Linked DNA regions of Mus musculus: all the other regions are linked to region 2. The links are chromatin loops, found by intact Hi-C in ENCODE. Cell type or tissue: left cerebral cortex. All regions are shown on one strand.

Region 1 (2,500 bases), 200 kb before region 2:
CATTTCAAGTTTGAAGAACCTTTTTGAGCAAAGGTAGTTAATTTTATGGATAATAAAACTGACAGTTGGCAAATGTCTAATCTCATCTAAGGTCATTAAGCTGATCAATCTCCTACTGGCCCAGTGTGGTTTCTCCCAGATACCCTTCACGTCTCACTCATTGCAATCAAGCAAGGTGAACTAACACTCCACTAATCTCCCAGATAGCACAGTTAAACAGGCTTAAACCAGCAAGAGGTCTTGAAGCATTGCATAAAGCTGACAGCCGGCTGTTAATTTCTACTAGATCTTTTAACCACCGTCAAGCCGCCAGCGCTTTCGCTCAGCGTTGGGAGATGGAAAGACAGAAAAGCAAGTGATCCGGAAATGTTTTCGGAACCTCAAACCTGTACAGAGCTCAAGGTCTTCCGCGTCGTTTATCTCAAGATTCTCAAGGACCCAAGACGCCCGGAGAAGTAAACGACAGCAATAAAACGAAAACCACACAAAACACTTTCCCCTGCAACCACAGCAAATGGCGACAGGAGGGGGGGAGGGGGAGAAGAATCCAGACACGGGGATCACGTCCATTTGTGATCTTGTCCTCAGAAATGTTATACAAGGATGATGACATGAAAGAGCTCCCCACTGACCCCAGAGATTCGAGCACCGCCGGGACCCCGCAGGGCTCCTTTCCAAGTCCCCCCGGGTGGTCACACGGTCCACCCTCGCAGCCCGCCCGTCCTCCGAGAGTCCGCCATGAGACTCACCGTGAGTCTCCGGAGCGGCCTGGGGACGCCGGGCGACCAAGCACAGCTTGCTCTGGGTTCAACCCGACCGAAGGGCACTGCACACCGACATAGGCCCTCCCAATACCTCGCCACAGGCACAATGAGTCACAAAGACCGGAAGTAGGTCAGCACCTCATCTTCCGGGATCGAGTTGAGCTTCCGGGTCTCCTCTAGGAACACGGGAGGACTTTGCATCTCGGTTTCTGAATTTCTTGTTCCGAGTCTCCCTACCCAACACCCCCCCCCCCCCAGCCCTGATTGCCTGTCTTCAATTCCAGAGGTGACAGATAGAGATAAAGTGATCCTGTTTAGGGTGTTCAGGTTTTTTTTTTTTCCTGATGTAGTATTTTTCAGCTCTATATTTGTTACTTTCTTCCCCATCTTTTCCATCTTGGGCAGTTATCAATAATAGTAATTGTATGCCTGTGGCAGAGAAGCTGAAGCAAGGGTGTAGATGGAGTTAGATCAAAGCCAAGCCAGGGGTGTCTGGTTTCACAGATCAGCCCTGGTGAGGTTTGCCAGTTGAGTGCATGGTGTTTCCAGATATGTGGCCCGAGGATAAAAGACTATCTTTCAGTAAACAAGCTACTTACACTGGTTCTGTAGAATATGCTATTATAGCACTTTAAAAGGATCTTTCAGAGGAATTACAGACGCTCAACAATTACTGCCTTTATCTCTTTGCCTTGTGGGCAATACAGAAATGAGGCTCCACCTTATAGAAGGCTCTATATCAAAGGCAAGTCCACAAGGAAGAGACCATACAGCATGGGGGAGATAACTTTATAAAACAATACTCCAAAATTAAAAAGCAATTGAAGTATTGTTCCTTTTTTATTAATTGATTATTAATTAATTCACTTTACATCCCAATATCAGCCCCCCTTCTCCCAGTGATAGGTTATTTCTCCGCCAGTGAAACGAGCCCATTCAGGCTAGATTATATTATAATAAAGGCAGGTTTATTGGGAAGCTGCTCTTGGTAGAGTTCACTGGCCCCAAGGATTGAGGCAGGAGAGTTGCAATGGGAGGGGAGGCAGAAAGAGAAAGGGCTTACATGCAGAGAAAGAAGAGAAGGAGAAGGAGGAGAGCAAAATGTTTGGATTATAAAGGGAAGAGTCTCTGGGGAAGGGCAGCCCAAGCCCTGGGATGGAAAGTTCAAGGCTGGGGGCAGGGTATACCAGGTAGGATCTGAGGGATGCTGGGAGAACCTGAAGACCAGGTCTGTTTTGATATGTAAAATATTCATCTCAGTCCCCTCTTCTGGGGTCCAAAACCAAACACCCAAAACCGCCTTAGGCAAGTCATCCTCCAATTCCACCTTCCCCTATTTGCAGTATTGTTAAAGGAAACAAGGAGCCAGCCATTCACTTGGAGAAGTAGGAGAAACCTTTATTCATGCATGGACTACAAAGCACGCTTGTGCTTTGAAGGGTTCAGTCCCCTTGGCAGTTTCTTACAGCTTTTTGTAGGTCAGGTAGTGGGGTTGTCATCCATGTCTTTGTGACAATCTTAGAGTGGACTCTGATCCCCTTAATCATTAAAGGGAATTTAGTTAGGCACGTTTACAGGAACAAATAGCTAGCTAGGTAGATAATAATACACAAACACTTGGCAGGTAGCAATAAAATATACAAGCATTTGCAAATAACAACACATTTTGGCTGGTAAAAGATGTTTATCTTAGCAAACATAAATGGTATCTGCAACATGACCTTTGTCTGCTGTGA
Region 2 (2,500 bases):
ACTAACACACGCTAAAGAGGAAAACAAGGATCAGAGAAGTCCTGGTACATGTCACATGACAGCCACATGACTCATTGACTGGATTTAGTCATATTGAGTTCTTGGAGTCTTCCATTCCACATAGAGACTTCAGTCGACCTGCTCAGCACAGACTCTGAGGAGGCTCTTTCCACAAAGCCCTTGAGTGACTCCCTCTAGTTATGGTCACACCAGATTCTTTGGACTAAGCGAGAGAAGATGTCTCAGAGCATCCATGTGTCATTCAAGATATGAGGACTGGGACAAGGCTGACACTGGACACAGCTGGCTTTGAACTTGGGTGGAGACATGAGTGGTGGTGGGGGAGAGGCTGTAGTGTCCTCAGTACAGTTCTAAGGAGGTTCATCCCACCCTTGCCCAGGACATGGTGCCATAAGCTCCCTGAGAGGCAGGATTCATGATTGTATCAGAGGAAGTGGCTCCATTCTCCCTGAGTGACTTGTGCAGAGGCATCTTCCCATTTCCTTAGCTTTCCTGGCATTGATTGCCTAGTTCATGCTTCACTGTAGCTGGCTATCAGCCTGCCCTCTCCCATCTCTGTTTCTCTGCCTTCCTCACAGTCCTCATGGTCCTCAGATCCCTTGACCTGAGCCAGACACAATCTCTCATGGTCTGAGGACATATCCATAGTACCCTTAAAGACACTAAGGCACAGAGCCTTTGGGATTCATTGGCCCTACATGGAAGGTCTAGTGCTATGGTCTCTTTCAAAAAGAGTTGGTGTGTGTGTGTATTTAAGTTTCATCTCAAGTAGCCCAAGGTGGTCCTTGAACGTTTTATATAGCCAAAAATGACCATGAATGACTACAGATCCTCCTGACTGAATTTCCCATGAGCAGGGATTACAGGTGAGCATCATCATGCCCCTTTATCTCCTGTTGGATATAAAATATTTGGTTCTATGCCTGCCAGGAAAGCTCTACCACATGAAGCAAATTCTTAGGTGCAGTTAGGTCTGAGAGGATGTCCTCCTGGTCATGAGCCCTCACCTCCAGATTTCATCTGCCTTTCCTTTACTCTCAAGGGCCTCTAGTTAAACAGTGACTCAATTGCTAATTCACCCAAGAAGGGACTGAACGTGACAAGACTGTCATATGTCATTTTCTTAACCTCAGCATTTTTACACAACAGACCCTGGTGAGCTCTACAGGATTCCAGCTGTCCCTTGTGTCCTGCTCCACTGCTGCCACCTGCTGGCTTCTTAATCCAAATTCACGTGCTCTCTTCTGGTTTCATGTTTTGGACTTAATTGAATTCCTATTTGAACCCTTCTGTGAGAAGAAACAAATATATCTCTCTGAGTTTGAAGTTAACCTGGTCTATTTATCTAGTTTCAGGGCAGCAAGCACTACATACTAAAAATTGTCTCATCCTAGACGTAACCAAACCGAACAAACAAACAAGCAAAAAACAAGAAAAATAAAACCAAAAAAACAAACAAAACCACAGAAAATCAAAACGAAAAAAAAAAAAAAAAAGTCAAAATGCCAAGAAACCAAGCAAAGAAACCTCAGGTTGACAGTCAAGTAGAATGGTGTCCCTAATCATAATGCCTGAGGTTGTCAACTGGACTCCATCCATATGAGCACACTTATTTATATATGCGTGCACCTGAGCATGCACAAGGGCACACACACTCACAAAACACACTCTTTCTCTTTCTCTTTCTCTTTCTCTTTCTCTTTCTCTTTCTCTTTCTCTTTCTCTTTCTCTTTCTCTTTCTCTTTCTCTTTCTCTCTCTCTCTCTCTCTCTCTCTCTCTCTCTCTCTCTCTCTCTCTCACACACACACACACACACACACACAGAAAGAGAGAGAGGGGGGGGGAACCATACAAGGCACCTTTAACAGTTGATCACCTTCCATGACTTGACCCAGTCTTCATCTTCCCTGAGCCTCCCTCAGACCACACTCAGTGACTCTTCAGATTCTAGTTCCTGACCATCCACAGCATTCAGATTCTCTGCTTTTTATGCCCAAATTGGTCATCCTATGGCAATGGTGAGAGAGAACAGGCTTAAGGCATCCTATTTCTCTCTGAACCCTTCCATTCGAGAAACATTCCCTGTTGGGAACTAAAAAGGGGGCCCTGGGAAAGGGGGGAGCCCACATCCCACCAGAGTTTTCCCTATCCTCTGGTCTGTCAGGCATGGGAGAGCTGCCATACACTTTCCACTCAGCCCTGGGTGGGCATTCCTCTATCCCATTCTTCAGGGGGTGGCCAAGGGGCAGCCCTACCTGGGATTCCTGGAGCTACCTTGCTAAAACCCCGGGGTTATAGGAGAGAGGGATGAGGGAAGAGGTTCCCAACACCTGCGAAAGTGCACGCAGCAGATCTTGACTGGAGCACAGGAAGGCCTTCTAATGGGAGATTCGAAACAGCTCATTAGGAGAAAGCCTGTTCCCATCCTCCAAGCATAGTGGGCCTTGATGAGCAGAGACACTCTATGGTTTTAGAGCTT
Region 3 (2,500 bases), 230 kb before region 2:
GACAGCTGGCTGCCATCCCAGCATTCTGAGACAGGTCAAAGCCGGAACCTGAGCTGCATGGTGAGATGCACAGCAGTGCCCTCTCTCTAAAACAAACAAAAGAAAATGAAAAAAGAAAAAGGAGGTGGGGAGAAGAACAGGGTGGAAGATAGGCTAAGAAGTAGGAAAAAAAGAAAAACTTCCACATGACTGACATGTTGTCTTTTGCTTTGTTTTTGTTTTGGCAAGATTTAAGAAAAAAATCTGGCCAGGTGTGGTGGCGCACGCCTTTAATCCCAGCACTTGGGAGGCAGAGGCAGGCGGATTTCTGAGTTTGAGGCCAGCCTGGTCTATAGAGTGAGTTCCAGGACAGCCCGGGCTACACAGAGAAACCCTGTCTCAAAAAAACAAACAAACAAACAAACAAAACAAAACAAAACAAAAAACAAAAACAAAAAAAAAAACAAACAAAACAAAACCAAAAAAAAAACCAAAAAACCAAAAAGAAGAAAAGAAAAAATCTGGTACTAAAGTATCTTGGCATCTTGCTCCCTGCACACAAAGAAAGCCAATGTTTCACATTTGGTAATGCTGAGCTTGCCATGTGAAGATGCCCTCCAGGTCTTGGTTTCTGAAAATTCCTTAAATAGTCATAAAATCAAAAAGTATGTGGGTAGAAAAACAGGCCTAATTTAACACTTTCATAGAAAAAAAAAAAAAACTTTAAAAAGGCTACCTAAAGCAGGGTGTGGTATGTACACCTTAATCCCAGCACATGGAAGGTAGAGGCAGGAGGATCTCTGAGTTAGAAGCCAGCATAGTCAACAGAGTTCCAGGACAGACAGGGCAACACAAAGAAACCCTGTTTTGAAAAATAACAAAAAAGCAAAACCAAAGCTATCTAAAGGTTGTTTTGTTTTGTTTTTAAAGATTCATGTATTATTTTATGTCTAAGAGTACACTGTTGCTGTTTTCAGACACACCAGAAGAGGGCATAAGATCACATTACAAATGGCCATGAGCCACCAAGTGGTTGCTGGGATTTGAACTCAGGACCTCTGGAAGAGCAGCCAGTAGTGCTCTTAACCACTGAGCCATCTCTCCAGCCCCTATCTAAAGGTTTAACTCAACTGACAAGATGGCTCAGTGGGTAACAAATGCAACCGACCTGCTGCCTGTTTTGAGACTGGTGTCCATGTAATGGAAGGGAAGCAGTCAACTATGCCAACTATCCTTTGACTCACACACACACACACACACACAGAGTAAAAAAATAAAAACCTAACTCTCGAAGTCTAGCAGCAGGCTTTTGGTCACTTCCCAATTTTTCCCTCCTTTATGCGAATTCTACAGTTTATAAGTCCCCCCCCCACACACACACACTCCCTTAATCAGCCTCAAATTCATTCTGTGCAAGACGAAGTGTAAACAAATCAAACTATCACAGATTGCATCAAATGAACAGCAATTATTACCTTGTAGTAGATAATGCCCTTAAGACACTCTGCACTTGGAAACTCCAAGCTGAAGTCGTGGTGGTGCATACCTGTAATTACAGCACTGAAGAGAACAGAGACAGGAGGATCACCAATTATACACCAGTGTAGGCCATACAGTAAGACCCCGTCTCAAACCGAGCAAACTAATTTTCAAAAAGCTTCCAGGCAGGCCAATAATTCTGAAGAGCATAACTACTGGGCAGATCTAGTAGCTCAGAGTGAGCCAAATTCTGCATCATTTCAATAGCCCTGAACCAATACTCAGTCTCTCTTCAGAAGCCTTCCACCACTTGAAAAACAATTTTCCTGTATTGATTTTGTTGTTGTTGTTCACAATTCTTTAAGTGTCCCCTTTCAACAGATTTCCAACTATGTCAGCCACCAAATAAATCAATCACCTTTCTATCCTATACGCGTTTTACAAACGATCGTCTAAAAATCTTTCCAGACTTGAGCAAATCCTTGTCCAGTGCGCACAAAGCCCACCGGGACCAATTCCCCGCCTGGACTGGACAAGACTCAAGACTGAGGAGATTCGGGTTTTCAGAGGTTTCTACACTTGGGCTTATTCTTAACAATTAGTTCTGAGTTTAGATCTCAGGGCTCTTGCTGGGGAAGAAAGAGGGCAGTTTCCGTCAGGTAACAGACAATAACGGAGAGACTAGAAATGCGATTCCGGAAGCAAAAGAATCAGGGTTTTGTTCCAGGGAGCCCTCGGGGGTGGAAAAGCCTTTCCTTAGAGCGGGCGCCGACGACGGCTGGGCGGGGCGCTCCTCCTCAATCTCCCAGAACCACCATGGAGGAACTCCCCGAACCAGAACCACAGTCGCTAAACCCGTCCCACCCTCTCGAAATCTTTTGGCCAACGCTCCCCGACCGCTAGGCTAACCTGGGACTCGCAGGCTCACCGTGACTCAGAACCGCTTTGGAGTCTGGAATCCTCACAGCGGCTGAACGACAGCACCACCGGAAGCGCGTCAGAGCCCCGCCCCTCTGGAGGGGGAGCAGCCGCCCCTCTAGGA

Evidence for each region. A loop is a pair of places that touch in the nucleus more often than their neighbours do. Peaks named below come from ENCODE experiments on the same cell type or tissue, not always from the same donor. Only the 100,000 strongest peaks of a DNase experiment are listed, where the experiment ranks them.
Region 1: it touches region 2 in a loop (2.6-fold over the local background); 1 of 42 quality-filtered maps calls a loop at or near these places.
Region 3: it touches region 2 in a loop (2.6-fold over the local background); 1 of 42 quality-filtered maps calls a loop at or near these places.

Annotation. Positions count from the first base shown.
Region 1 is chr5:138,083,481-138,085,980 of GRCm38, reverse strand. It overlaps Zkscan1 (zinc finger with KRAB and SCAN domains 1), which reads right to left and starts at 897. Exons shown (of 6, transcript NM_133906.4): 1 at 750-897. In left cerebral cortex, no CTCF peak of the experiment used is centred here; DNase peaks (open chromatin) are centred at 321, 896 and 1,224; H3K4me3 peaks cover 1,256 bases; H3K27ac peaks cover 865 bases.
Region 2 is chr5:137,884,798-137,887,297 of GRCm38, reverse strand. No RefSeq gene overlaps it. Among named protein-coding and RNA genes, the nearest start is that of Pilrb2, 14 kb to the right of the region's middle. In left cerebral cortex, a CTCF peak has its summit at 1,242 (motif pointing left); a DNase peak (open chromatin) is centred at 1,219.
Region 3 is chr5:138,116,875-138,119,374 of GRCm38, reverse strand. Zscan21 (zinc finger and SCAN domain containing 21) reads right to left here and starts at 2,470. Exons shown (of 5, transcript NM_011757.3): 1 at 2,368-2,470; 2 at 1,455-1,539. In left cerebral cortex, CTCF peaks have their summits at 972 (motif pointing right) and 2,375; DNase peaks (open chromatin) are centred at 1,654 and 2,401; H3K4me3 peaks cover 1,229 bases; H3K27ac peaks cover 949 bases.